Regions from separate parts of the Homo sapiens genome. Here all the other regions are linked to region 2. The links are chromatin loops, found by intact Hi-C in ENCODE. Cell type or tissue: PC-9. All regions are shown on one strand. Links, peaks and the distances in the headings refer to the core of each region. The heading gives the core; the rest is flanking DNA. Region 1 has its middle 7.4 kb from the start of KRT7-AS. Region 2 has its middle 5.7 kb from the start of KRT83. Region 3 holds the start of KRT7-AS (KRT7 antisense RNA 1).

What was found. Peaks named below come from ENCODE experiments on the same cell type or tissue, not always from the same donor. Only the 100,000 strongest peaks of a DNase experiment are listed, where the experiment ranks them.
Region 1: a loop joins it to region 2, with 5 times the contacts of the local background. A loop is called at or near these places in 7 of 110 quality-filtered maps.
Region 3: a loop joins it to region 2, with 5 times the contacts of the local background. A loop is called at or near these places in 9 of 110 quality-filtered maps.

What each region holds. Positions count from the first base shown.
Region 1 is chr12:52,249,771-52,259,876 of GRCh38, forward strand. It overlaps a transcript of KRT7 not described here and the pseudogene KRT87P. Among named protein-coding and RNA genes, the nearest start is that of KRT7-AS, 7.4 kb to the left of the region's middle. RefSeq lists enhancers at 30-636, 2,166-2,666, 2,667-3,167. In PC-9, for the core only: a CTCF peak has its summit at 2,516 (motif pointing right); DNase peaks (open chromatin) are centred at 2,009, 2,500, 3,151 and 6,927; H3K27ac peaks cover 3,121 bases.
Region 2 is chr12:52,322,037-52,332,142 of GRCh38, forward strand. No RefSeq gene overlaps it. Among named protein-coding and RNA genes, the nearest start is that of KRT83, 5.7 kb to the left of the region's middle. In PC-9, for the core only: a CTCF peak has its summit at 5,665 (motif pointing left); a DNase peak (open chromatin) is centred at 5,715; H3K27ac peaks cover 358 bases.
Region 3 is chr12:52,238,552-52,248,657 of GRCh38, forward strand. KRT7 (keratin 7) reads left to right here. Exons shown (of 9, transcript NM_005556.4): 4 at 129-224; 5 at 2,921-3,085; 6 at 4,461-4,586; 7 at 6,861-7,081; 8 at 9,626-9,660; 9 at 10,040-10,106. It overlaps KRT7-AS (KRT7 antisense RNA 1), which reads right to left and starts at 8,897. Exons shown (of 2, transcript NR_146274.1): 1 at 8,626-8,897; 2 at 6,492-7,917. RefSeq lists enhancers at 4,290-5,265, 5,659-6,088, 6,139-6,288. In PC-9, for the core only: no CTCF peak of the experiment used is centred there; DNase peaks (open chromatin) are centred at 4,960, 5,550 and 9,000; H3K4me3 peaks cover 1,234 bases; H3K27ac peaks cover 7,773 bases.

The sequences.
Region 1 (10,106 bases), core at 827-8,826, 72 kb before region 2:
GTGGATGGGGGAGCTATGTGGGATGTGTTGGCTTCTGGGAGGAAGTCTGTATATTTGACCCTATGGTCAGGGAACTTTCAAATGCTGAGGTGGGGGCTGGGGTGGAGAGTGGAAAAAGTGGACCAGCAGCCACAGTGATGGGGTTCCCACCCAAGGTGTCAGGAGATCCAGGCCCTCTCCCTCCCGACTAAGAAGACCAAGTGGGCAAGAGGAAGGAGAGACTCTCAGGGCACAATGCATATGATCAGGAGCTTTACTGGAAATGCTGAGACAAGCACAGGGGAGAGGGAGGGAGCCAGGCAGCCAGGCAGGAGAGGTGGCCTGTCCTGCACGTGTATTAGAAGACATTGGATTAGAAGGCACAGCAAGTCCACACCAAGGGGCTCCAGGCCCATCTGTCCCTCAGAAGCCACAGGCATCCAGGCCTCCGGACCGGGGTCTTTACCTAGGGCTGCGAGGACAGTCCTTTAGATTCGGGGGTTGGGAGAGCTGCGGGCTAGGAGCCCTGTGCTCTCGGAAGCAGTGAAGGGACTAGCGGGCGGGGATGCGAGACAGGAAGGCGCGGCGTGGGGGCCGATGGGGAGGCTGGGCCCCGAAGCCCTCCTTCCCCACGTCTGGGGACCGTGGGAGCTCCGGGCTGCCTCTGGAGGCAGAGGCTGCTGCTGGTGAGGCGGCGTCGGTACAAAGTGGGGCGCTCAGGCGAAGCGCACGGAGCGGCCGCTGCCGCTGCTCTGGCCGCAGGGCGCACACAGGCCGGTGCTCACCGCCACGTTCCCGCTGCAGGGGGCACTGCAGACGCTGCCCGTCACCGGCCGGGAGCCCGACACGCACAGGTCCCCGCATAAGACCCCGCCGCGAGAGCTGCTGACACCTGCCAGAGGGGGAGGACAGGGCCCAGTCTCCTGGCGGCCAGAGGCCCCTTCTGCTCAGAGCTTCTCCCCTCTGTTTCTATGCGCGCCCCTCAAACCCTCACATGGGCACTCCTTCCTGCAGTCTTAGCCTCAGGCGTCCTTGATACACTGTTAGCCCAGGTCCTCTCTATAGGCAGACATAGCCATGCTTCGCCTCACAACAGAGACATGTTCTGAGAAATACAGCATTAAATGATTTTGTCATTGTGCGAACATCATGGAGTGCACATACGCAAACCTACATGTTGTAGCCTACTACACACCTGGGCTCTGTGGCGAGGGTGGCCAACCTTTTTTATTTTTTATTTTTATTTTTGAGACGGAGTCTCTCTCTATCGCCCAGACTGGAGTGCAGTGGCGCGATCTCGGCTCACTGCAACCTCTGCCTCCTGGGTTTAAGTGATTCTCCTGCCTCAGCCTCCCTAGTAGCTGGGATTACAGGTGTCCATCACCTTGCCCGGCTAATTTTTTTATTTTTAGTAGAGACGGGGTTTCACCATGTTGGCCAGGCTGATCTCAAACTCCTGACCTCAAGTGATCCACCTGCCTTGGCCTCCCAAAGTGCTGGGATTACAGGTGTAAGCCACCACACCCAGGCCCCAAGGGTGTCCAATCTTTTGGCTTCCCTGGGCCACACTGGAAGAAGAAGAATTGTCTTGGGCCACACATAAAATACACTAATACTAACGGTAGCTGATGAGCTTTAAAAAATCACACACACGAAAATCTCGTAAGTTTTAAGAATGTTTACAAATTTGTGCTGGGCCACATTCAAAGCCGTCCTGGGCTGTATGCAGCCTTCTGGTCAGGGGTTTGACAAGTTTACCCTATAGCATAGCCTGTTGCTTCTAAGCTACAAATCTGTACAGCATGTGACTGTACTGAAGACTAAAGGCAACTGTAACACCATGGTAGGTATTTGTGTATCTGAACATAGCTAAACCTAGGAAAGTAGAGTAAAAATATGGTATAATCTAATGGGACTACTGTCCTATATTCCATCCATCCTTGACCTAAAAGTCCTTATGTGGTACATGACTGTAGCTAATTAAGTTACTATAAGCACTCACTGCCCCACTCCATCTTTCCTTTTAGAGTCTGCAAACTACGGCCACATGCAGGCTTCCTGTTTGTCAATCAAGTTTTCTTGGAACCCAGTCATACCGCTTCCTTCAAGTATTGCCTTTGGCTGTGGCTGCTTTACATGACAACGGAGTGGAGCAGTTGAGGCAGAGACTACATGGCCCACGAGCCTAAAGTTTTTACTATCTGAAGCTCTAAGAAAAAGTTTGCCTGCCCAGAACCCCAAGCTGTTATTTCAGGACCCACAAAATGGATTACTTACAGACATTTACAGCACCAACGCCCTCACACAACCTTATAGGGAAAGCAAAGAGACAGAAATTAGTTGTGGGGAGCAAAGCTGGTGAAATCTGTTTAACCTGCAAATTCTCTCCTCCAATTAGCGTTGATGCACATTCCAAGTAAATAATATGCAGACATGCTCCTGGGTGTTGAAGCACTGCAGCACTGCCTGGGGGAAACTGAGGGGACACCCTCCCCACAGCTGTGGTCCTCACCTCTGCTCCTCGCCCTCCAGCAGGCGCCTGTAGGTGGCGATCTCAAAGTCCAGGCCAGCTTGGAGTTCATCACCTCCTGGTACTCCCTGATCAGGCAGGCCATGTCCTGCTTGGCCTTCTGCAGGGCACCCTCCAGCTCGGCCAGCTTGCAGCGGGCATCACTGAGGGCCGCCTCACCCTGCTGCTCAGACTGGGCCACCGCGGCCTCCAGCTTGGAGTTCTGGGAGGCAAGGGAGGGTTATTAAGGATCTCTGTTCTGGCTTCAGGGTCAGAGGCCAGGTAACCACTGACCACTGACTAGCAGAAGAAAAAGAGGCCTTGTCTATTTGTTAGGCCAGGGGTTGCAAATTAGTGCTCCCAGGCATGTTTGCACAGTGTCTTCAATTTTGGAAATTTAACACAATAATTGAAATTCTTGGCTTCTTTCAAAAGATCAGAGGATCTGGCCACACTGGACCTGCATTTCTGCATGGCCTGCCTCAGTTGGATCTGCCTAGCCCTGCCTTTTGTGCTTTCCAGTTTACCATAGTCCCTATCATACCCAAGTGCCTTGGGAACAGCTTGCTTGCTTCGCTCATTTACTAACCCCATTGATGTCTGAATGTGTGATCACTGATCTAGAACAACAGGCCAGAGAGGTTAAATGCCTTTCCCAAGTCTCATGGCAAACTAGTGGCAGAGCTTGTTTGAGAGCCCAGGTTTCCTGCCCCTTAGACTGGTGCTATTTCCTCTGCCCCACTCTGCCCTTGGAAGCACCTCATTCCCTCCATATTGCCCCAATGCCTCCATTCAGCGAGAATGGAGAACGTTTTCCATGGAGGAGGCTGTCTGTCCTCATGCTGGGTGTTTGCCCTTGTCCCCACACACTGGCAAGGGGTCTAACCCAAATCCCTCTCCTGAGGGCTAACCCCACTCTCTTCCTACACTGAGGGGTGGGCTGGGCTCCCATACCTGGCACTTGGCGTTCTCCACCTCGGCTGTCAGCCTCTGGATCATGCGGTTCAGCTCGTTGATCTCCTCCTTGGTGCGGCGCAGGGTCTCCCCGTGCCTGATCACCGTGGCCTTCATCTCCTCACACTGGGGAAGTAGAGTTGCTTATGAGGCTCAGGGTGGGACCTCCCATCCATTCAGGACACCACGGATGATTGTGCAGGTTGTGCAGTGCTCAGCCTGTGCAACCACACATGGCAGTCCTGCCCTGCTACCCCAACCTCAGAGAGGCAGCCCTTATCTTCCCATCCGTAGGGACCAGAATCCCCAGAAAAGGAAGCCTATTTAATAGGTACCTTGCATCCCTCCAACTGCCATGTCTAGCAGGCAGGTGTCCTGTGCCACTCACCTTGCTGCGGTACCAGGACTCGGCCTCGGCCCGGCTGCGGGTGGCAATGTCATCGTACTGAGCTTTGATCTCAGTGATGACACAGTGCATGTTCAGGTCCCGACTGTTGTCCATCTTGACGACCACTGAGGTGTCTGAGATGTGCGACTGGAGAACGCGGATCTCCTGCAGGAGATGGGGAGTGGCAAGAGCTTCTTAGACCAGAGCCCTACTCTTGGTAGCCCACCCTCATCATCATCCCTTGTCCCCTTTCCCTGCTTCTTCGATGTCTGAAGCCCCACCCTCCCAGTTACAGTCTTCCACCTCAACCCTGGGACCCCCTCAGGACTCCTCAAGCCCAGAGTCCTGAGCCTAGAGGACTTGGAGGTAGAGAGTCCATGTCTGAGGCCCAGTGCCTGATTTTAATCAGGACCTTCCAGCTTGAACCTTTGGGTCTAGGACCAGAGTTTACCACCTTGTGGCAATTGTCACTTTAGTAACCAGGAACACCAGGTTGCCTGGGGCATGGCAGTGGGAGGTCAAGCCACACTTCTTCACCTGCTCATGGTGAACCTGCCTGGGGTTTCTCCCCTTGTCCCACCATAGGGTCAGAAGCTGAATGGTGACAAGTATTTTCCAATGTCTAACTCATATCCTCCTTGCTGCCCCGCTGCTTTGTGACCCCGCACCTCCTCATATAGCCGCCTCAGGAAGTCGATCTCCTGGGTCAGGGCCTCCACGTTGGCCTCTAGGTCTGATTTGCGCAGGTAGGCACAGTCCACATCCTAAAGGGGAGAAGGTGGCACAGGAATTGCACTGGGAGACAATTCAGAACCCTTGTTTTTTTCCTACCAGGGAGGGGCACCCCATCAGGCTGAGCAGCTTCCCTGGAAACCCTCTGTACGTGCTCATCCCAGTGCCTGGTATCATGCCTTGGTGAAGCCCCTTATACAGTTAGTAGTGGCGTCAAGAGCAGGTTTGGGTAAGGGAGGGGGACACTGAGGTTTGCAGGTACTTCCTCTGGCACCCACTGGGATGATTTCTCTAGAATCCATGTCATGCACTATCACCAAAACTTAAGATCTGGTGTACAGTGGGTAAATTCTAATGATGCCCCACCCCTCTCCGCTCTGGAATCTCATGGAAGATAATCTAGATCTGTGGTCAGAAGAGGGCTCAGGGCTCAACTCTGTCCCTTCCAAGTCAGTGTCACTCTGAGCAGCCCCCTTAACCTCTGCACCTCATTTTCTCACAATAACCCCTGCTTTCCTCATATGGAGGTGGCTGGAAGGGCCTAATGAGAGTCCAGGCACTTGTACAGAGTCAAGTCTAAGAGGCAAGGAATGACGGTCACTGCCCCTGCCTGTGGTTCTGAGCTGTTGCTGGCCTGAGGATGCAGCCATTGTCTATAATTCACCTGCTCTTTCACTCGCAAATATTTACAGGGTGCCTACTCTATGCCAGGCGCAGGGCCGAAGGAGGTGAAAATCTGGTGGCTATATGGCAGCAACCTCAGATGGGGGAGAATATTGCCCTGCCTGAAGCAGGCAGTGTATTCTGCTGCCAGAGGCACCCAGGGAGCACTGGAGCACTGGGGAAAGGAACAGAAAGAAGCTGGGCCGTGTGATTCTAAGGGAGTCCCTCCACCTCTCCGAACTACAGAGAGCCTGATGTTAGTCAAGGTCTCCCAGCTCAAACCTTTGGGTCTAGGACCCTTCTGTCTCTGGCCTCCATTCTGAGTTAGGGGACAAGGATTCTGGGGTCACTCACCTTCTTCAAGGCCACAAATTCATTCTCAGCAGTGGCCCTTAGTGCCACCTCTTCTTCATACCTGGGGACAAAACACACAAGGCTCAGATCTGGGGAGGAAAAAAAATGGGAATGAAGGCACAGGCAAACACATTCCGGGAACTGGATCTTTTGGAGGTGGTCACAAGAATCAAAAAAGTGTTGGACTGAAGGGAACTTGTCCATCCCTTTCTTCTGGGCATTCAAACCAACCCATGTTACTCAAAGCTCTTTCTATTTCAGGGACTTTCATTCCTGATGTGGGTCAGGGTGGGGGCCCTGCACATTTTCGAAGACCTCCTCTCTGTTTCTGGGCTGTAACTCCTTTGGGGCAGGAACCCTGCCCAGTTCTGGTACCTCTCCTTTCTCCTCCTTCTTACTTCCTTACTCCTTTCCCACTCAGAGCCCAACATAGCACCTACAACATTGAGTAGATGCTCAATAAAATGTTTGATGAATTAATGAAATAAACATAATGATGAAGTAGCTGGAGCAGTTCAGAATCTCCAATGTTTAAACTCCCAGTCTAGAAAAGAAATTCCCCCCACCCCACAGGATTATTGTACTATTTTCTTCCTGTTGGGAAGTTCCTCTTATGGTCGAACCCAAATCTATCATACTTTGACTTAATCCCATTTAATTTCTCCAAACCCTCCTCCCACTGCACTTACTTCTTCTTGTAACCCTCCAGCACCTCCTGCACGTGGTTGAGCTCTGAGGCCAGCCTCCCACTGTTGGCTTCCATGCACTCGGCCTCCCGTCGCAGAGTTGTAGCCCTCAAACAGAGGCTCCAGGTTGCTCTTGCAGCACTCACGGTTCTGGAAGAACTGCAGCTTTGTCTCCAGCAGCTTGTTCTGCTGCTCCAGGAAGTGCACCTGGTGTGGAAGTGGGAGAAATGTTGGTTGGAGGAGCCAATATCCCCAGCCCTCCTTGGGGAACAGCCAGAGTCAAGACAGAACTGGCAGTAAGATGTGCAGAGGCAAGGGGTAGACCACATGGCCCCTGCTGGTCTCTCCTGGCCTGAGGATGCAGCTGGAGAATCCTTGTTTCATAATTGCTTATTCAGGGCTAAGTGAGGGTCTGTCCAGGTGGGCCTGGATGGGATGAGCGACAGACTGAGAGGCCTGTGGGCTGTGCTGGGTTACTGTCAGGCTAGCGGCGGACAGATGGGGGTAGGGGGTAGTGACAATTAGGGAAGACTTCCTGGAGGAAAGGAATGTAGAGCAGTGTTGGGAGGGATAGAGTAGGGAGAATGCCTCTCACTATAAGCTCCCTCAGGGCAGGGCCTATGGCTTATTTATTGATGTCCTCATAGCCAGCCCTTGGCTTGGTGAACATTTGATTGAACAGATGGTCAAGGTGGGAAGGGCTTCCTAGCTGGGGAGGTCATAGAGGCTAGGCTCTTACCAAGCAGGACGCCTGGGGCCTGAAGAGGCATCGGGGAGTGTGGGGCATGGTCCTAGGTGGCCTAAATTCTTATGTTGGACACTGTGTCATATGTCTCTGGGGGCCAGACATATGTAATGTGAATGGGGGGAGGTTTTGGAAAACAGAGAGGGTGAGGACCCTAGGGAAGTGAGGCTTGTACGCTTTTCCTGGATTTCACTGAAACTGGAGGAACACATGGCAACAATACATTGTGCTGGCCAGAAAGGATGTCAGCAAACAAACTAGGGCCCTTGGCTTCCAGTTTTCCACTTCTCGTACATTTGAGCTGGAGCTGAGATGTCTCCTTGCCTTTAAGCCCTGGGGTCCTTTTCATCCAACTCCATGAGTGCAGCTGGGAATTCCCAGGTTGGAACTTGCAGACATGGGGAGTGGGGACTGCTGATATTACATGGCATAATTTCAGGTGGTCCTGGCTATGGGGTCTCATGGCTGCCTTGGGCCCCATTTTCCCTTTCAGAGTCATGGCCAGCTCACACACTGCACCACACACAGCCCTGGTGAGGAAGCCACTGGGGTGGAGAAGGGAAGCCTCTGCCCAGTGCCACACAATGCGTCAGTAGAGGAACTTAACTGAGCATGGAGGCCAGGTGGCCTGCTCCTGGGCCAGTGTCCATTCCACGAGCCGCTCCTGGGTCACCTCTCCAGCGTGCAGTGCCTGTTGAGGTGAACCAGCCCCTTCTAGAGGGAGTGGGGCAGCTGGGATCCCAAGCTGTGGACCTTCTAGCCCAGGGGCTGGAGAGTTGGAGAGGGCCTGGGCTTGGAACCCTGTTCTGGCACCCACTCTCTGTGGGCCCTTGGGCCAGCCCCTCACCCTCTCTCTGCCTCCTTTCTCTTCTGTGTACACCCAAGGCTGACTTCAGGATTTTGCCATCCCATATACTATTTTACTCCTAATTTATCTATAAGTGGATTCAATTAACATTTACACGTATGGGGTTAAAAGAGTAACTTCATATGGCCACCAGAGATGCAAAACCATCATTACTAGGCATACATAAAGGGAAATTACAGATCATTAAATTCTAGTAGAAACAGTTGTCCTAGACAGTTCTGAAGCCGGGGCTTGCTCTCTTTATTAGAAGCAGGAGGGAAGCAAGTATTAGAGAGATGCTAAAAACATTAGCATCCAGTGATATTTTTTTCCCACCTAATCTTAAGGATTGAAACAGACATTAAAGAAGATGTATTTTCTTACCACGTGTTTCAATGTTATTTAATATGATGGGCCGGCACCGCCTAACATTATATAAAATATCAGCCATCCTCATTCCCCATTTCTAGAGAGACCACTGGGAATTTCCATCTCCTTCCAGGACTTCCAGGTTCAGGAAAGGTGTGATCCAGGACACCCACCTTGTCCATGAAGGCCGCGAACCTGCTGTTGAGGGACTTGATCTGCTCCTTCTCCTCCTGCTTCACGCACTGTGCGTTGGGGTCGATCTCCAGGTTGAGGGGCGTGAGGAGGCTCTCGTTGACCGACACGGTGGCGATGCATGGGGGGCTGGGTCCGCACACGCCCCCGGAGCGGTAGCCGAAGCTGCGTCCGCAGGAGCCGGCGCGGAAGCCCCCGCACACGCTGTGGCTGCCGAAGCCTCCGGTGAGGCCGCGGTAGCAGGAGACGCCGCGGTAGGGGGCGGCGGTGATGCAGCAGCGGCCGGGCCGGGGCCCGCAGGCCGAGATGCAGCTGAAGGCGCGGACCCCGCAGGGGGCGCTGAGGCGGGAGTAGAGGCAGGACATGGTGCGGTGGCGGCAGGGGCGGGCGGCTGGACCCCAAGCCGGCGCTGCGCCTTATATGACGGCCCGCGGGCCCGGGGAGGGAGCTCGCGGCCAAGGCGTTTACGAGCTTGGAGGGCTCGGCCCTCGCGCCTCGCGGAGCCGGGAATGAAAGCGAGCCAGGCCGCCCGGCCGCCTGCATAAAACGGCGTTCGCCTCCCGCCCGAGTTTTATGGGGCCGGGAAGCGCCTGGTCAGCCCCGCTGCCCGTGCGCTGCGGTCAGTGCGAGTGGAACCCCTCCACCTGTCCGCCCCTCCGCCGGGACTCCGAGCTTTGCCTTGTTGGATCCGGCCTCCACTTCGGTCCCAGTCCCATAGCCCCGGTCCCCCGCAGCGGGCACCGTGTGTGGGGCGAGTGTGTGCGTGTGTCGAGAGTGTGGGGCCTCTGAAGTCAGTCCCGCAGGTTCATGTCATGACCTTGGGCAGCTGAATAACCTTTCTGAGCCTCAGTTTTCTCACAGGCAAAATAGCGATAATAATAGTAAGCACTGAGAGCCGTTGCCAGGATCTAATGAGATAATGACCAGAAAGCATTTAGGGCCCTACCTATCACTTAATAAGAACTGTGTAAATGTTTATTTATTCATTATTTGTTCTATTTATTCTATTGTTAATTTATCATTCATCCTGTGTCCCTTTGGGCAAAAACTTTCTCTTCTCTTCTATCTCAGGACTCAGCTCATACCTCCTCTTCTCGTAAGCGTCCCTCCTTCCTGTACCCCTCTCCACTCTGCTTGGGCGAGGGGAAGGGAGTTTTATTCATGGAGTGCCCGCAATGTGCCTAGTACTGTGCTGAGGCCTTTTTATACCATATTATTTCCTCTAGCTCCCAGGGCGTCCTTCTGAGTTTGGTATTATTGTGCCCATTTACCTGATTGGGAAGGTGAGCTCAGGGTGGTCCAGTGACTTGTTTAAGGTCATGCATAGAAGGATCCATAGAGGGGCAGAGTTGGAATCTGAAAGGCCACCCCTCCTCCAAGCCCTCCTCCACAATGGTCTCACCCAGGGTCTGAATCTTTGGGGGCTGAGTGAGGGTTGAGTTCTTGTTGGCGGCAGGAGCACAGACTGCTGCTGGGCTTTGGGCCCTTGGAGAAATCGGCCTGATCCAAGGCCTTCCCCTCAACTGAGGCTTGGTCATGGCCACCAACTCTAGAAGGCCATAATCCATTATAAAGGAAGTTAATTATGTGTCCAATTATTGGCAGAGGAAACCAGGAGTGTGCACTCAGCAGCCAGCATTAAAGAGAAGCATGCAAATCACCCTCGGCTTCCTTTGCTTTTAAATATG
Region 2 (10,106 bases), core at 836-8,835:
GAAACTGATTCAGAGAGTTCAGGACAGTGCCAGGGCTATGCTTCAGAGTTCCAGGTGTCATTGCTGATGGGATCAGGAGCGGGGAGTGTGGAATACCTCAGAGCTCCAGGGACTCATGGAGGAGAGTGGGGACCTGGGCTTGAGGAGGATTGGGGTGGGGTAGTACAGGATTGAGAGATGACCAGAAAAGAGTCTGGCTCTGATTTGCAGACTAGACTATGTGTATTCATTTATTCATTTATTCATTTATTCATTTATTCAGGAAATACTTATTTGGTGCCCACCAACTATGCACTAGCCACTGTGCTAGGTTCTGGAAATCCTACAGAGACCTGGGGTGTTTGGAGGTAGCATGCATGTGGGGGAGCCAACATTTGGCTAGGGGGAAAGATGAGAAGCCACAGATGGGGGGAAGGCCCTCACAATGTCCAGGCTGATTGGTGTTCTTTAGGTTCCCAGCAGGGAAGCTCAGTGATGGGGTCTTGGGGTGTATGTACTCACCAGGAAGGAGGGAAGGTGCGGGAGGTGAGGGACATCAGCAGGGTCCTTAAATGAGATCACTCTCTCACCTCAGAGAACACACTGGGTGAGAGAAGGGTGCTAGCTCATGTGGCTGTTCCTAAAGCCAAGCTCTCTTACTTTGGGCCCTTGTTCCTTTGGGTTAGGACAGGCAATGGCTTTGATGGATGGACAGTCGGACCGAGCCAGGAGGTTTGCCTTAACCCGAGGACCTGAGCCCATCAACCCTTCCAAACACACATCTCTGGACTGCTTTCGTCAGGAGAGGATGAGGAGGACTCCACTGATGGACCTGTGTCCTGACCCAGCCACAACCCAACACTGACCCACTCTGGGCTAATAGTAACCCTCCTGTGACTCTCATCTTTTGCCCTTCCCACTCCCGCTCAGGATGAGTGGGCCAGTTATATCCCAGAGTGGGGATCTGGGGATGATGGAAGAGGGGCCCATCTTCTGTGGGCCTGAGGGAGGGCAGGCGATGGTGCTGTTGAAATCTCTTAGGGAGCTGGACATCTGCCATGGATCCAAAAAAAGGACTCTCCTAGCCTCTCTTCTTGGGTCCTGTGGACAGGCTTCCAGAGTCTTGTGTCTGGGGCAGGAACTCTGGGGGTGTGGGCTGTGTGATAGGGGATCCTGGTGTGAAAGACACACCAGGGAGGCACAGCCTGAGGGTACCTGGGGGGCCTGGGGGTGGCTGACTGCAGCTGAGTGGCTAGTGGGATTTTGGGAGCATCTTTGAGGGAGGCTGGGCTGGCTGGTGCTGTCATGTTCAGTCTTGGTTGGGTCAAACATCTGCTAGACAGCCAAGAAAGACCAGGCTCTTCACCCACCCACACTGGAACCAGTGAGCACCTGGAATGCTCTCCACACATATCCAATGATTATGGGGGATCTGTTTCTTGGTGAAATGCTGAGGACTGCAGGGCAGTGAACCCTCTGTGAAGCATTTCTCCATCACGATGCTGGAAACTGCGCTGCTGTCTTCTGACCTGGCTCATCTGTCTCAATCCAGCAGGCTTGGATCATGTTGGACCCCTCCACCGAGGGGCTCTGTGTAGACACATGACCTCCTTGGGATGGGGGAGCCATGACCATGCCCACCCCTGCCCTGATTGGCTCTGAAGATAGCATGGACCCTGGAGATAAAAAGACACAATTCGAAGCCCAACTATATCTCTTACTAGCTTTGTGCCATGGCACAGGCGTTTTCCCCCAGGGTCCTTACTTGTGAAATATAAATGGTAATCCACAGCTTGCTGGAGGTTGGGAGGACCGAGCGAGTGCCTGGTGGAGGGAAGCGCCACCCCCACCTCACTTTGTGCTAGCAGGGTGACTGGGTCTTGGTTGCAGGCACCTGGCAGGGCCTTGCAAAGGGACAGTGTACACGGCTAGTGAGATGCAGAGTACCATTCCTGGGTAAGCAGAAAGCAGTTTTACAAGGCAATCATTGCCGCCTCAGAAAGCCTTAATTAGAGCATCTATTTGTAAATGGCTCAGAACAAAGAGAACTGCAGACCAGGAGTCCCTTGAAAACAGACTTAGACAGGAAGCTGACAAAGAGACAGCAGCACCCAAATCCCCAGGCTGCCTCTTCCCTCCTGGGCTCCAGGCTGTGATTGGTTCCCGCCCTAACCATGGGCCCATAAAGGGTCCGGCAGAGCCACAGGCTGTTTCAGTCACCAGGGCCTGGACTCTGTGCCTGCCCTTCACACCTGGTCTGGGTTGGCCTGGAGGAATGACCGCTTGCCCTGTTGATCTGGTCCTCAGATTCCCACCTGTCTCTCTTGGGGTGCAACCCCCTGGCCTTATTCCTGTGTGCTTTTCTGGTGTCTACCTGCCTGTCTGCTGGGTTTCTGACACTCTGATACTCTGACTTTTGTCACTTCTTTCTTGCCTTAATATCCATGTTGCTTCACATTTTTTGTGCCTTCTTAATGGATTTTTGATAAACAACTCTGAAATGAACATTAGTAAACACATCTTTGGGCACCTGTCTAGTAATTTCCTTAAAACAAATTCCTGGAGGTGAAATCGTTGAGTAAAAGGGGACTGTTCTGGTCTTCTCCAGGTGTGCCTGGCCACAGGTCTGTTGCTCACCTGGCTGTGGAAGTGACATTTCCATGGGAAGCCTGCTGCAGTGAAGTCATTAGATCTGGGAGTCCTGGAAATATGGCTGCAGCTCTCATTTCAGTCACTGTGTGTGTGTGATGCTTTAGCTAATCTCTGTAAACCTTGTGTCTTCATCTGAAAAATGAGGATTCTAATACTGGCCTTTTTGGCCTTTGCGAAGATGAGCTGGGGTGGTGCATGGGAAGCCCGTGGAAGGCACGCAATCCAGGAGGGTGGAAGGTGCATGCGGCTTCCTGCTCCAGGCAGGAAGAATTCTTTGATGCCTCCAGTTTTGCCTTCTGGCCTTGAACTCACAACACACCTCCAGAGCTGATAAGATGTGGCACCTTCACATACTCACTACTATTTACTATGCAAGTTCTCTGTACCGAAGAGGAGGGAGAGAGATTTAATACACAGCCCCCGTCCTCAAGGATCCAACAAAGTAGTTGGGCAGATTTGTAAGTATGCACAATTTGTATTCTGGATGAAGCAGTTCTTCAAGACTCCTCTTCCTCGGAGTGGGAGCTTGCTTTGGGCTGGAGCAGTCAGAGGCTTTGTAGGAAAAGTCAGACTTGAGCTGAGATTTGAAGGATAGAGGGGTTTGGAAAGGTCAGAAGGGTGGAGGCAATGCCAGGCAATGAATGGAAGAAGAGCACAGACGTGTTCACAGGGCGGTGGATACCGTGGTTGAAGCTTAGAGGATGTCACACCTAAAGGATGAACTTGAGGCACATGCCAATGAAGACTGAGAGCAAGACAAAGGTGTCCATTCTCAAGGCCATGCTGTAAAATACTAGAATTCCTGGCCAAGAAAAGAAATGTCTGTAAGAATTGGAAGAGAAGAGATAGAACTGCCATTATTTTCAGACAATGGGATCAGCTGTGTAGAAAACCCAACACAGTCAACTGATACACGGTAGAAGTAACAGGAAAAGTTGAGCAGTGCTGCTAGTTACAAAGTCAACTTACAAAAATCAAAAGTGCTTTTCTTTATCAGTGACAGCTAATCAGAAAATATATGGAAAATATGGCTGGGCACAATGGCTCTTGCCTGTAATCCCAGCATGTTGGGATGCCAAGGCAGGCAGATCACTTGAGGTCAGGAGTTCGAGACCAGACTGGCCAACATGGTGAAACGCTGTCTCTACTAAAAATACAAAAAAATTAGCCAGGCACGTTTGTAGTTCCAGCAACTTGGGAGGTTGAGGCAGGAGAATCGCTTGAACCCGGGAGGCGGAGGTTGCAGTGAGCTGAGGTCGCGCCATTGCACTCCAGCCTGGGCGACAAGATCTCAAACAAGATGTCATTCCTAAGACAGATTAAAAACAATAAAGTATTATATAACTTTATAAAGTATGCACAAGATGTCTATGGAGAACAATATAAAACTCTATAATGAAAATAAAAAACAAAATCTGATTAAATGGAATTATGCTATATTCAGGAATACTTTGACCTAGCATTCTAAAGTTATAAATTGCCCCTAAATTAGTTGGCAAATTCAATGCAAACCCAACAAAAATTCCAGCCGGATTTATTTTGAGGAACTTGATAAAATTAATTTTTTTCTGAAAGAGTAAAGTTTATTTATAGCAAAGCCAGTTATGAAAAAGGAAAGGAAAGTCTGAGGACTCGAGATAAAATAGTAATAATAAAGTGTGCAGCAATATGTAGATAGACTAATGGAGCAGCACAGACACTCACAACAGGCCCCTTCCCATCAGTAAAGCTTGGTATTTAATGAGGGTTGCAACAAGCAAAGGGCCATTTATTCAGTTGGTGAGATTTGTAAAAAATAGACACACCGTATGGAAAGCATAGAGCTGGAGTTTAGTTCATACCATGTCCCATGGGAAGCCTCGGATGAATTAAAGGCCAGGACAGATAAAGCTAAAAGGCAAGCAGAAGCCATGTAGGAGAATGTCCTTACTTATGGGTGGGGAAAGATTTCTTAAGCAAACCTTGAAAATAAAGACCAGGTAAAAAATGGATCGACATGACCACATTAAAATGAAAAATTCCAGTTTAGCGAAAGACTACACAGAAAAAAAAATAGTTGGTAGTTGATAGCCTGGGAAAAGTTATATATTTATATATATATATATTCCTTATACGTGTGTGTGTGTGTGTGTGTGTGTGTGTATAAGAAACGTCTATATATATAAGGAATGCCTGCAAATCCACAAGTAAAAGAAAGGAAATCCAGTAGAAAGCTAGTCAGGGATCTGAATAGACAGTTCATCAAAGGGAAAGCCCAAATGGCTAATAGGAATATGAAGAAATGATGACTGCCCCCAGTCCTTAGAAAGATGCAGATCAGGCCACAAGTTATGTTTGTACCATCAGAATGGCAAGGATCAGAAAGGTGGATGTGGAGGGGTGGGAGGATGAGAACCCTGGGGCACTGTGGTTGGGAGCGTGGGGTGGTGTAGACATTCTGGAAAGCAACGTAGAGTTGTTCAGTGAATTCAGGCATGTGTAAATGTGTAAATGACCCAGCACTCGCACTCCTGAGAGAAATCCAACCCCACATATGAAAGCAGTCCTTATGCAAAGAACAGGTTATTCATTGTGGCATTATGTGTAGCAGAAGGAAGTTGGAGGCACCCTAGCAGATGAGTTAGAGAGCTTTGCTGGGGCCAGCCTGAAAATCAGGCCCAGGAGCCTTCAGATGTCTTCTGCTGAGCCTTTGGTGCCTGGGGAGATGCATCTTGAAAGTGGAGCTTTTGGGAACTAAAGCTGCGAAGGCATATAATGGGCTGGAGGAGGGGAGACTGGCTCATAAGATCTGTTTAGAAAGTTAATGTCTGGGGTGGAGGCGGTGGGTTGCCCACGGAGGGGTACACGGCCGAGTGCTGAGCACATGTAGAGAAGCCCCTGGGAAAGTGAAAAACTCCAGGCAGGGAAGAGCCACGAAAGCCACACTCCACGCTGATCAACATAGGAGGGCTTCTTGTAGGAAAAGGGCTCTCCTAGATGGCAGCACTGGGTACCTCCTGATGCCAAGCTAGGGTGCCCTCTGGTGGGAACATTGTGGCAATCCTGGCAGTCCAGGACATCTTTTCTAAGGCACCTTCTGCAGCACAGCTATGACTCATATGGCTTCTCTGAGCCACAGAACTCAGGGTTTCGGTCTATGAAATGGATGCATGCCATGCAGGTGTGATGAAGCTGGGTGAGCTCCAGCTCCGGGGTAATGACAAGCATTTCTGGGCCAAGGTTTTCTTCCTGTTCGTCTCTGATACTCCTCCCACAAGCCTTCTGAACGATTGGAGGGGGTAGCCCTGGAGGGCGTCATGTCCCACCCCACCCTCCGTGCTGTACCACTCCTGCTGGATCCCTCCAGGAACAGGGAGGCTTTAGCCAGGCTGGGCAACCTGAAGTGGGCCTTATGTTGAACCCGAAGCCAAGCCCTGTGCTTGAGCTTGTTGGTCACCCTCCACCTGTCTGGTTATGCCCCACACATTAACCCGGTCCCCCAACAGCCTTGCTCAGCACCTCCCAAGTCCTCTCCACCCTGCACCCCACCCACTCCCATGAGATGCACACCCATCCTGCTCTCCTCAGGAGCACTCACAGTGCAGGATTTCAGGGACCTGGGTGCACAGAGCACCCCTCTGGGTGCTATCTGGGCCAGCAGTGTCCTCTGGAAGCAGTGAGGGGCTGGGGCTGGCCACTCTTCCCCTCATGGGTCTGAGCAGCAGGGGAAGGGTGGCCACTGCTCCGGACGCTGTGAGTCTCTGGGTGCTGCCTGAGGGTGCAGGAGCTCCTTAGAACAGACACAATGAGCTCTCCCTGCTCGGACTGCAGTCCTCAAGTAAGACAAATTTGGTTGTTAAAGCTACTAAATTTGAGGACTTAGTAACTGCTGTAGTAAAGTGGAACAGACTTACCTGGATTCCATAATTTGCAATCACTGTTGAGTATTGGCATCATTCCAGAAATTAAGACAATCGAAATTCATTGTAAGTTTTCAGTTTTAGCTCCATTTAAACCTCTTCTGTCTCCCCCCGCCACTAGGCCACCTCTCCACATGCCCAAACTAACATATTTATGGCTCTCATGGCCTGGTGGGATGGGGGTCTTTTCATCACACACTTCCACCTTCCTTCTCTTTTGAGATTTGCAGCATGTATTGAGTCAGGGGAGGGACTGTCAGGCAGGGCTCCCTGCCTAGGTGATAGCTTGTTAGGGCAGCAGGCTCCGTGGCTGCCTCTAAATTTAGGTGGTGGCCCACAAGCCTGTTGTTGGAGGGTTGATTTCACAAGGTCCCCTACCCTGGTGCTGCCTTGCAACATATGGCCACATCTTGCCCTCCATGCTGCTGGATGGCTCTTCCATCTCAGTTGTCCTCTGAGACCATCTTTTGGGCCTATGGCTATGAGGGGTGGTGACCATGTGTGTGCAGCTGTCTTAGAAGAGGAGGGATGCTGACAACCTCTTGTGCTCAGCTTTAGGCCTTGGCTGCAAATCGGGGAACACAGGAAAAATGCATCTGCTCTCCCCTTCCTCACACAATACCACAGCGAATATCCTAGTTTATTGTACATAGCCATCCATAGGATTTTAGGTCTACTTCTTCACCCTAGAAATCAGAAGAGCCTGTGTCTCCCTTCCCCATCAGATGCAGGAGACTCTAAGCTGCTTTCTCAGACACCCCCTTTCTTCAGCCTGGTCATTGTACACTCTCTTCTCAGAACTCTGCATCCCAGAAACACTGCTTCTGCCTCCATGCTGCCTCAGGTGTAGCTGCACCCTCCCCCTTCTTGTCCTGGGTCAAAGCTCTTATTCTGCCCTGGGCTCTCTGTCCTCTCCCCCAGCTATCAGTCTCACTTACTTTGGAAGCATCTTAGAAGCAGGGTTCTAATTCACAGACAGGGACCTTCTACTGATCTAGAATTATGAGAGAAAGAGGTGTTACTTTATAAGGTACTAAATACATGAAGTTTCACTCAAAACTCTTCTGTGGGGACAAACATATTTCTAAAGTGAATTACTGGCTTTCAGGCTGCATTAAGTGCATTGGATATAACATGAAGTTTACTTGGAGGCTCAGGGTCACAGAGACCACGGTGCAGCCCCCATGGGCTCTCAGGGACCATCCTGTGCAAGCTTCTGCTTTTATGACACTCTGTTCTTGCTATGTTGCTGCCTCATTTTTGCATCAGCCAGTAGGATAGCGACTGTGGTACAGCGCTTCACTGATTATGACGTTTTGCATCTGGCCTGCACAATGACCCTGAGTTTGTCCTGCAAACCAGAGATAGTGAGATGTGTAGAATAATTTGTAGCCATGCTAAATTAGGACCCCATAGTCTGTGCTATTTTCAAGTTCACATTGGCTTGAGATGTCTGTGAGACCCTAAGGTGGAGATAACAGTAGAAGTTACCATTTATTGAGCATGCAGTATAGTATATGTTACTCACTGTGCTAAATACATTGCACAATTATCTCATTTAATCCTCTCAACCAGCTCAGGAGGAGCTGTGGTCAATCTTGATGCTTTTAATTGACTTATACTGTATACAGGGAGGGCATGACATTGGGTGTACTGCCCAGAGAAGGGCATTTGGCTTGTGTTTGCCATTCTGTTGTCTTACCTGCTTATTCCTGACACAAAACTGTACCTTGGATGGTGATACAGTTTGGCTGTGTCTCCACCCAAATCTCATCTTGAATTGCAGTTCCCATAATCCCTACATGTTGTGGGAGGAAGCCGGTGGGAGGAAATTGAATCATGGGGGCAGTTTCCCCCATGCTGTTTTTGTGATAATGAGTGAGTTCTCATGAGATGTGATGGTTTTATAAGAGTCTGGCATTTCCCTTGCTTGCACTCATTCTCTTTGCTGCCGCCTTGTGAAGAGGTGCCTTCTGCCATGATTGTAAGTTTCCTGTAGCCTCCCCAGCCGTGTGGAACTGTGAGTCAACTAAACCCCTTTTCTTTGTAAATTACCCAGTGTCGGGTATTTCTTCACAGCAGCGTGAGAATGGACTGATACAGATGGCAAGATGGCTTTAAGTTCAACCTCCAGGGAAGCATAGTTCACTTAATAGCAAGCTCTTAGTTGAAAGGCATTCAGCAGAGGTGTTCCAAATGCCAACCATCGTCCTTGTTGCGGTGGGATGTGTTGAGTGCTTGTCATTAAATGGGGAATAGCGGCAACTGAGGACTCCCATCTGCCCAGGTGCTGTGCTGTCACATCCAGCTTCCTCTGGACTGTCAGCCAGAGTGATGTGGGGTTTAGGAGACTGGCCTTGGGCAAGCTGGCTCTTGTACTGACCTGCTGGTGACCAACCCATTTAGCTGTGCCTTAGTGACCTCTGGAGTGAGAATACTACATCTTCTGGAGGCTGTCGTTAGCCTGGCCACCAGATAGTTATAGGTCTCCCCATTTCCAGGCACATGGCAGGATTGCCTTTCCCTGCCCTTTGGTGTGACTGGCTCCAGCCATGAAGTGTGAGCAAAAGTGATAAATAGCCTAGCTCGTCCTAGGCTATTCCAGTCCTGATGCTGCACTGTCAGTGTGTGATCCCCAGACCTCTCTGTCCCTCTGCCACAGCAACTGGAAAAATTCCAGGGAGTGGTTGCTCCATCATGGCTGTTCCAGTGACCTGGAGTAAGTTTATTAAGAAGCAAAGCCCTTAGGCCACAATGGTGGATTTGGAGGATAAGTTAGAAGCAAAGCAATGTTGTTTTAAGCCACTGAGATTTTAGGGCTGTTTGTTGCCACTAAATAGCCTAGCTCATCCTAGCTGACACCCTCCCACACTGGGTTTTGGGAAGATTAAACAAACTGATGCCTGGAAAGCACCGAGCACATTCTGCCCATAACACATACTTGATACAACTTAGTGTTTTCTGTGCTTCTCCATCTAATGTCCCATGGGCATTTCAACCTCAGCATACCCAAAACTGAGCTCGGACACACATCCACAAATACCATGCCTGCACTTCCTCCTGCTCTCCATGCAGTGAGATTGTACCACCTCCCAGTCTCTCTCACAAGCTGCCAACCTGAGAACCATCATCTGGACCACTCCTTTTCTCTCCCCTGACATCCAATAAATTGATGGGCCTTCTAGATACCTTGTGGTTCTTTCCATTTCCTCCAACACTGTCTTAGCTCAGGCCTATGTAATTTTTCATTTCATTTCATGTGTTGGCTTGCTAGCTGGGTTTCCTGCTTAATTTATTATGCTCCACAATCTGTTCTTCACCCCACTACTTAGTTGATCTGGCCATGCATCCAGTCTCTCCTTCTTCTCACCCATCCATCAATTCATTCATCCTGATCCACCCACTTCTTTGTGTCACTACCACACAGAAGAATTGAAAATTCTTCACTGTTGACAGGAGAAAGTCCAAACTCCTAGGGGTGGCACACAGGCCTCTGTGTCCTGTCCTGGCCTGTTTCCAACCTCATTTCTCGTCACGCTGCAGGGAAACACTCTGTTCCAACTATGCTCAACTGCA
Region 3 (10,106 bases), core at 1,862-9,861, 82 kb before region 2:
CTGTTTCTGGGTAGGGCAGTAGTATTTGGCCTGTGGGTTGGACAGGGCAGGCCTGCTTCCACCCCTACTAAATGTTCCCTGTACTGAGGACATGGTCTCCCTCTGCCCCATCTTGCCCCAACCCCCAGGATGTGGATGCTGCCTACATGAGCAAGGTGGAGCTGGAGGCCAAGGTGGATGCCCTGAATGATGAGATCAACTTCCTCAGGACCCTCAATGAGACGGTGAGGACCATGGAGCTGGGTGACATGTCTTATCCTACCCATTCTAACCAGGGAGCCATCTGGTCCAGCCCCCCGCCTCTGTGTCAGTCCAGATATGTGTCAGTGTGAGAAACAAACTCATCCGTCCAAACCCAAAGAATGGACTCAGAGACCTGGAGAACAGCGAAAGTGAGATTTTAATGACAGTCTTGCAAGATGGGTGTCTGATGGGCAGGCATGCCCAGCACAGCCACAACAAGCAATTTATCCTCTAGTGCACAGGTCCCTCCCTCCGTTCCTCACAGGCTGAGTACTATGGGGTCACGATCTTCCTGGACGTTGTCTATTGGTTGTTGGGTTGGGGCTTTAGGTGTTTTTTTTTAGGTTGTCTTGCTGCATTTTATTGCAGCCTACAATGCATTGCAATCCTAGTCAGCTCAAGGGCTCTTTAAGTATTTGACTTATGACCTAAGTAGCTGGGCAGGCTGATAAGAACAGAAAAAGTGAGCCATTTTGCAGGCTAGAAAACCTTCATTTTAGACTAAACTTCTTTGGTTCAGGTGAGGGCAAGAGAAGCTGGGGGCTGACAAGCAGGCACTGGCTATTCAAGCAAAGGGCTAGTATATCCTATTTCTTCTGTAGTTTGCTGACCTAAGCCAATTTAAAGCACTTTGTCTTGGAAATGGACCATTATATACATTATTTCCTTCATCAGGGGTTGCGAGGATTTATCCTGCCCTTTATCCCTTCTGGACTCAGGAATTCAGGACAGGCTAAGGATTCGGGAGGAGGTGGGGGTGAGTCAATCAGGATTGACCTTGGAGAGACATGGGATGATCGCAGCATTTCTAAGGAAGGGGGATTGGGTGGGACTGGAAGGAACCAGGAGGAGGTCAGGGGACTCCAGGTTGTGACAGGGTTCAAAGGTGGGCTAGGTAGGGCCAGCAGGGGAGCCCAAGTCAGGAGAGACTGGATTGCCTGAGCATTTACTCCCAGAGGGGCTGGGTGGGTAGCTGCCTGCCAACTCACCACTCTAATGTCCTCCCTTCCCTTCTTATTCTCTCCCTCTCACCCTTGTCCTCCGGGGTTTCCAGCTCTTTTTCTTCAAGGGGATTTAAAAATCTCTCCACTCTCATCAGTGTGAGTCTCTGGCCTTAGGCAGAAGGTAGGGTGGCCAGTCACCTGGCAGAGGCTAGGCTGGGCATAATTAGCTTGTGAGGTTAATTACAAACCAGTTCTTCAGCCTAGTCTTTGCCTGAACGTCCAGTCTCCACCAGCCCCTCAGAGCAAATGTCCACAGATTCATTAATTTCAGGGGAAGTTTCTTTGAGGCTTGCTTCAGGCACTTCTAATCTCAGGTCTTCCTGGGTCTATCACATGGTTTATTTATGTGTAAACACACATGTGTACACACACACACACACACACACACATATATATAAAGTTTTCTTTTCATGGTGAAAGTTTAGTTTATTTATGTGTAAACACACCTGTGTGTATATATATAAAGTTGTTTTCATGGTGAAAGTAATACATACTCATTGCAAAACAACCAAAAAATTAAGTAAATCGTAAATTGAAAATGGATTACTTGGCCAGGCGTGGTGGCTCATGCCTGTAATCCCAGTAGTTTGGGAGGCCGAGGTGAGTGGATCACCTGATGTCAGGAGTTGGAGACCAGCCTGGCCAACATGGTGAAACCCCGTGTCTACTAAAAATACAAAAATTAGCCAGGCATGGTGGCGGGTGCCTGTAATCCCAGCTACACGGGAGGCTGAGACAGGAGAACTGGTTGAACCTGGAAGGTGGAGGTTGCAGTGAGCCAAGATTGTGCCACTGTACTCCAGCTTGGGTGACAGAGCAAAACTCTGTCTCAAAAAAAAAGAAAAAAAAAAGAAAATGGATTACTTATACCCAATGCTACCATCTTTGTGTCTACCTTTCCAGACTTTTCTGTGCTTACATATACATAAAGATATAGAAATATACATTTTCAATAAAAATAGCATCATGCTTTATTTTAATTTTTATTATTATACTTTAAGTTCTAGGGTACATGTGCACAACGTGCAGGTTTGATACATAGGCATACATGTGCCATGTTGGTGTGCTGCACCCATCAACTTGTCATTTACATTAGGTATTTCTCCTAATGCTATCACTCCCCCCTCCCCCCACGCCCCCGACAGGCCCCGGTGTGTGATGTTCCCCGCCCTGTGCCCAAGTGATGTCATTGTTCAATTCCCACCTATGAGTGAGAACGCATCATGCTTTTTTTAATGCAACAGTATACCATGGGCATATTCCCCACAGGTAGTTGGAGCCATATCATCGGTGTACAGACTGCAGAGTATTCTGTAGCATGGTGGAATATGATAATTTCATCCATTCCCCATGGCCTCCCTCACAATAGAGCTCGTGCACCTACAGAACCTCACAGTGAGAAGTCACCACAGCGCACCACACTGTCCCTTTCCTTATCCCCTTTAACCCTGCCAGATTCTCGTTTGAGACACTGCTAATGGGCCCTCAGGGAGCCAAGGGTGGGCAGAATGAAGTAACTTAATGTGTGCTGGGTCTGGGCCCCCTTGCTGCCTGGTGACTCAGCCCACTCCCAGCTGTTCTCTCTTTTCTTTCCTTTGTGAGTGGGGAATCCCAGGGTGGGCGTGGGCATAGGATCCTGCCCTAAGTCCTGATGTCCCGTCTGGTCCCTACAGGAGTTGACAGAGCTGCAGTCCCAGATCTCCGACACATCTGTGGTGCTGTCCATGGACAACAGTCGCTCCCTGGACCTGGACGGCATCATCGCTGAGGTCAAGGCGCAGTATGAGGAGATGGCCAAATGCAGCCGGGCTGAGGCTGAAGCCTGGTACCAGACCAAGGTGTGAGGCCACCAGGGGCGTATTTCCTCCTGCCAGGGTCCTTGGTGGCAGCTTCCCTTACTCCTCAACTTGTCTCAAGCCTTCAGGGCCTGGGTCCCACTGTTCTGGCAGGCACCAGTGGTTTAAGTCTGTGGTGCTCAGCCCTGGAGAAAATCCCAAGATGGGAGGACAGGGCAGAGGAAATAGATATGGATTAATCATTATAATAGCTAAAATATGGCAAGTACTTACACAGTACTAGGCTCATGTAATTATTGACTCATGTAATCCACAGAACAGCCCTATTAGATAGGCATCATTATTACCCCCATTTTGTTTTATTTAATTTAATTTATTTTATTTCTATTTTTTGAGATGGAGTCTTGCTCTGTCACCCAGGCTGAAGTGCAGTGGTGCGATCTTGGCTCACTGCAACCTTTGCCTCCCTGGTTCATGTGATCCTCGTGCCTCAGCCTCCTGAGTAGCTGGGACTACAGGTGTGCACCACCATGCCTGGCTAATTTTTTTTGTATTTTGAGTAGAGACGAGGTTTCACCATGCTGGCCAGGCTGGTCTCAAACTCCTGACCTCAGGTGATCCACCTGCCTCGGCCTCCCAAAGTGCTGGGATTATAGGCGTGAGACACCGCACCCAGCCTATTACCCCCATTTAAAGATGAGGAAATTGAGGCACAGAGAGGTTAAGTAATTTGCCTAACTGCATACAGCTAGTAGATGGAAGAGCAGGGACTAAATCCTGAATGTGAGGGCCCTAGACCTGGGAGGCTTAATCATCACATCTACTTCATGGTGGCAGGACAGTTGATGGTGCAGGGGCTGAGGGAGCAGGAGTGGGTGCTGGGGTGAACCAGTGTTCCTGAAGAAGGGATCCCGAGGCAAGGATTGAGAGGTCTGCCCCTGCAGAGATAGAGAGTCATTCATGGTGCCTGGGTGAGAACACAAGTATGCCAACAAGAAGACCTGGGTTCAGGCCCTCGTTCCATCACTGATTGGCTGTGTGATCCCTGGGTGGTGCTTTCTCTTCTCCAAGACTCACTCTCCTCACCTGTGAAATGGGTGTTCTGGGTGTTGAATGGGTGCGAATCTCAAACTCTCAGTGATTCTCCAGCAGAAGGGCATGGTGGGAGTGGAAGAGCCCTGGGGTCCATGGGGATGGGACTGCGGAGCCTTGTCTGTCCTCCCTGCCTGGCTTGGAGGAGAATGAATCCCTTCCTCACACTGCTGTCTGGTCTCCTGGCATCGGGCAAAGGTTGATGGGAGTCAGACTGTCCTTCCCTGAAAATATAAGTTGGGAGGGGCCTTGGGTGGGGAGAGGGATGAGTTACCTGTACTCACTGCCCATCTCTCTGCCATAACTCTCTGTATGGCCCCTCCAGTTTGAGACCCTCCAGGCCCAGGCTGGGAAGCATGGGGACGACCTCCGGAATACCCGGAATGAGATTTCAGAGATGAACCGGGCCATCCAGAGGCTGCAGGCTGAGATCGACAACATCAAGAACCAGGTGGGACAAGTCCTCCTGGCTTCCCCTGCTACTTGGGGCATGCAGGGGTGGCCAGCTGAGGCCAAACTCAGGATGTGGAGCAGGAGGTTCCCATCTCCCGGCCAAAGCTGGTGCCACTGTCTCAGACCCCCTTGTGAGATCTCCAGCACAGAATGTTCTTGGCCAGGTCCTGGCATGGGCTGATGGGAGAAAGGTCCTGGATGTGCACAGAGCCTGTGGAGGGAGACTCAGGCTGGCTGGCCAGAAGAAAGCCACCACTGGTTCCACATTGATACTGAGCACTCTGCTTGCACCTGGTTCTGGCTGCAGGGCGCTGTCCCTGGGAGCTCATCATTCATTGCAGGGACAGAGGACAGCAGAAGACCTTATAATGACTCACATGGCCCTTTCCCACCCACTCCAACCTCACTTTCCACGATTCCCCTCACTCTGCTCTGGCCATGCTAACCTGCTTCCTGCATCTTGCATTTGCCAAGAATGGTCATGCTTCAGGGCCTTTGCACTTGGCGTTGCCTCCCCCTGGAATGTGGTTCTCCCAGCTCTGTCCATGGTTGTTGTTTTCTCCTCCCTGGGGTTTAGGAAAAGACCCCTTCTCAGAGACGGCACTCTCAAACACCAGCCCCTCTATCGGCAGCCTGTCTGAAGTTCTTTGAAGCCCCTGTCACTCTCTGAAATGTTCTGTCTTATTCATTAAGTGATTGATGGTCCCTACCTCCACTGGAATATAACAGATGCCTGGAGAGCAGGGACCCTGTCTGTCTGGTTCACTGCTCCTCTCTTCCAGCACCTGGCACATGGCAGGGGCACGGGTCTCAGATGAGAGACTGCCTGGGAGGATGAGCTTTGCTGGAAGCTGGGGTTGGAGGTGTTGATGGGGGAAGGGCCCCCAGCCCTGGCTGAGTAGTGTGTGGCCAGGGCAGCTCAGCCTGTGCAGGTGTCTGCAGTGGAGAGAGGGGGAGGGCACACATGTGGAAGCTTCGGAAAGCTGATTTCCAGATGAGCTGTGGGTGGTGGGGGGATGTGAGGGTGATTTACCCACAAATGTCCTCCCCTTGGAGCCCTGTGGGCCTGTTTACAGGAGGGCGGAGGCTGCCTTGGGGCACAGAGGCAGGGCCGTGAGTCACCCCATGAAGTGGGCCAGCTTCCAGGCCAGGAGGGGAAGCACAGAATAACAAATGGTGGTTTCCCAAACCCTGCAGCCTCTACTACATCCGGTTCTCCTCTCACACAACAGGGCGGATCCAGGCCTATAGCCAGGTGTCTACCACCACTGAGGGGCGTCATGGGGAGCTACAAGGGGTCTCCAGAGGCAGCGGGGATGGCGTTGGCTCTGGGGGCACCAGTGTGACAGGGCAGGGCACCGAGCTGTGGCCGAGGGGCAGAGTGTCAGAGGGCCTCCTGGGGAATGCTGTCTCTGGCAGAGAGGCAGACTGCCTCCACTGAGGGAAGAGGATCTGAGGATAGAGAATGGCCGGTAAGAAGGGAGAGAAGTCCTTGCCCAGGGGACAGGGATGGTGGTTTTCTGAGCTAAACAAGATGAGGCCTGGGACTATTCAGGCTCCTGGCAGTGGGGGCTGAGCCTAAAGCAGAGGGCACTCTAAGGCCAGGGAGAAAGTGGCAGCTGCTCCAGGCAGGCACAGGTCTGGAACCAGAGCATCCCTGACCAAACCCGGGGACTGTGAGTCATGCATCTCATGGCATCTGGGGGCATCTAGGAGGGTCTCTCTGCTCCAGGCCCTCCTATTCTGCGCCTGCTCTCAACTGGTTCCTATTTTATAGGTGGTTTCTGGTCTTTGTCAGCTGCCTGACATCTGGAGACTCAATTAAGATCCCATGGTCTTCGAGCTCCTGCAGCTGGGGGCTGGGGCTGGGGGACTGGGGGTTTGAAAATCATAATAGCATTCATTAAAAATGATCACAATAGCATTTATTAAGCACTTGCTGTGTGCTAGACATTGTGCCACGGACATCTTGTATATTATCTCATTTCATCCTCAAAATCTCCTGATGTTCTCTTAGAAAAGAGGGGACTTTGGCTTAGCAGGGTTGATTCATCCATGGTCACACAGCTAGTAAGTGGCAGAGCCAGAACTGGAACATAGGCGTTGGATATCCAAACCTATGTGTTTAACCCTTAGGATTCTCTGGTACTTGGGGGAGTAGGTGGTGCCAATGAAGCCACCTTAAGCAAGTTGCCCGGGTGCTCACTGCAGGATGGGCAGGCAGGAAGGCAGACTGGTGAGCCCCAGCTTACAGCTGCACTGCTGCCCACAGCGTGCCAAGTTGGAGGCCGCCATTGCCGAGGCTGAGGAGCGTGGGGAGCTGGCGCTCAAGGATGCTCGTGCCAAGCAGGAGGAGCTGGAAGCCGCCCTGCAGCGGGGCAAGCAGGATATGGCACGGCAGCTGCGTGAGTACCAGGAACTCATGAGCGTGAAGCTGGCCCTGGACATCGAGATCGCCACCTACCGCAAGCTGCTGGAGGGCGAGGAGAGCCGGTGAGGACAAGGAACCTGGAAAGGGGATGCTTCTAGGGCTCCGTGGGGTTTGGGGCTTGACATTCATCCATTTACAAGCATTTCCTGTATGCCCCTCCTCTGCAGGGCACTGGGTGTGGGGATGCAGGGAACACAGAGCTGATGCTTGCCTCTTTGCCTTCAATGAGATGACCTTCTAGAAGGAAAGACCATGGAGTGTGAAGCTCAGTGGGCAGGTTGAAATGATAACAGTCCCTTTGTGTGTGCGGCTTCTTAGGGTTATCATATTTGATCCTCAGCACACATTCAGGTAGTCAGGTCAGAGACGATTGATTCCTTAGTCTCCAGAGGGGAAAGCTGTGGTTGAGTTTCATTAATTGAGGGAATAGGGCCAGAGTGCAGTCAGGGTGTGCTGATTCCTGCTCCAAGGATCTTCCAGGACGCCAGGCTGCTTCTCACTACAGAACTAAGTGCTACATCATGTGGGGCTAACTGACTGTGGTGGAGGGGGATCGTTTTGTTTGTCCCCAGAGATATTTGCAGACTCACTTGCAGTCAGAGAGGAGGCTGGAATGGGGGAGTCTGATAGCACATTCTTCATGAACCGCATGCCACCTCTGTCTATGCAGCTGGGCCTTCATGGGCATATTGTTGGGTTCGAACTCAACCTCTTCATTCTTGGCTTGTTATAAGACACCATGGCAACAGAGAATACGTAGGACATGTTTCTGCCCTCAGGGAGGTTGCAGAGGGTGGAGGAGACAAAACATCCACAGAGGAAACCCCCAGAGACCAGTAACTTACATTTGTAAAATGCTGAGTGTATACAAGAACTTATTCTTTTCTGAGTATTATTCCTAAGGGGCCAGAGAGAGACATGACGGAGGATGAATGGAGCAGCAGGGAAGGGAATGGGGAGTGAAGGGGTGCTAGGGCCGAGGGCCTGGGTGCTGGGAGGAGAAGAGGAGACACAGGGCCGCAGGGTATGAGTAGGAGGCGGAGAGGAGGAGGAAGGGGCTTTGCCCCTGCTGCTGACCCGCCTTCTCCCTGGGTTAGCACCCAGTCTTCTTTGTGGGAAGAAGAATTAACACCAAAAGTCTCTGGGAACACAGAAGCTGATCTGGGCACAGGGAGCTCCAGCCAAGATGCCTCTCTCTGCTTTCGCCTCTCCCACAGGCACAGGGCCCCCAAATTCTCTACAACCCATACCCTGGGCCTTCTGTTGTCATAGAAGTCAGAGTTGGGGGACTCTTAGAGTGGTACCTGATCTGGCTTCCTCCCATGGGAAGAAAAGGGGACTGAAGCTCAGAAATGGTCAGTAGTGTGCCCAAGGTCACACAGCACGCAGAGACATCCTCTTCTGAAAGCTTAATCTCAGTCTGAGCTGCTGTAACCAGGCTTAGATCCGGGTACTCTGAGAGGATATGGTTCCCCCAACCCTGGGGGGATATGGAGGTAGATACCTTGCTTTTATCTCTTAACTTATCAGAGTTGTGGTCCAGAAACTCATTCAAACTGGGAGGCCTACTTTAAGAATACAAAGTTACCAAAAAAACCCCACTTACTTAGAATGAGAAAAGTCACACAGATCACTAGAGCCTTGGACATTCAGGCCTCTTCCGTCTGAGTTCCTTAGGCATCGTACCAGAAATTCTTCGAGTTGCTGCCTGACTGCAACCTGGCTCCCTCTCCCCACCCACAAGTGCCAGCAACTCCCAGCACCAGCAGGGGCCATTTAAGCAAGCCCCCTGGAAGCTTTCAGCAAACCTCTCTCTTTCCCTCAGCCTTTGCTCTGCCTGCTTCCTGGGCTTGGGGCCGCAGAGGCCAGCGAGGCTCCCTTCATTCCCTCCACCAAAGCGAGGTCTTCCCTGCCCCCACAGAGCAAACTGATCCCCAAGGCCAAGGCCTTGGTGACAATGGGACTGTGAGTCACAAAACAAACATAGCCAGCTGTCCCGAATGGATTTTTAATTTCTACTGCAAGACCTGTTTCAGCCCCACTGGCTGCTTAAAGCCACCCCCACTCCCTGCTCCTTCCTTAGTCCTGGCTGGAGCCCCATTCAATCAGTCAACGATTCACGAATTATTTTGACATATATTAAGCAATGACTTCTCCAGGCCTCATACTGGGGATAAAAGTATCAATAGGCCACAGACACCTTTAGGATTTTATGATACGGTGAGGAAAGGCAGCCATCTACATAAATAACACATACAGCTACCATTCACCGAATCCCAGGTGCTCAGGGCTTTAGACAGATTATGTCATTTAACCCTCACAGGCCCATGAATTTGGTCCTGTAGTTGGGCCCAAGGCATAGGTGGGAAATGGAGGCCCTGAGACATTGCCTGGGGTCAGGTGGCCAGTGGATAGAAGGGCCAAGGTGAACACTCCCTTCCTGCATGCCTCCTCGCTCCTTTTACAAGGCTGAAGGCAGGCTGGAAGTGTGGGGCAAGAAGGAAAAATCAATGATCCTGCTTGGGGCCTGGAAGGAGAGAGGGCTGAGAGCGCTTCCCTCCCACGCTAGGAAAGAGCCGTCCTCACTGTCTGTCCTCTGCCCCCAGGTTGGCTGGAGATGGAGTGGGAGCCGTGAATATCTGTAAGTCCTTGGCTGCGGCCCATGGGAAGCATCCCTTGTGCTGTTTAGATGGGGCTGGGTCTAGAGAATGGCAGACTGGCCCAGGGCCCTGCTGGAGGGGCCAGGAGACTCCTTCCTTTCTACAGGGATTGACAGGTCCCCTGGAGCACATACTGCCAGGCTCAATGGCCTGGGAAGCACTACAAGAGGGCAGGGTGGGGCCAGGAGCACCTGGGGAGCAGCCCTACCCCTGTCAGATGCTCCTTCTGGGTTGGCCCATGGAGGGGGGCAGGGGTGAGGGAGAGGGGCAGCTGGGGCAGGAGGGTGGGGTGCAGTGAAGGGATGGGGTCCCTGGTAGGGAGCCTCACGCTGAAGAGAGCCCTCCTCTTTTCTCTCCCAGCTGTGATGAATTCCACTGGTGGCAGTAGCAGTGGCGGTGGCATTGGGCTGACCCTCGGGGGAACCAT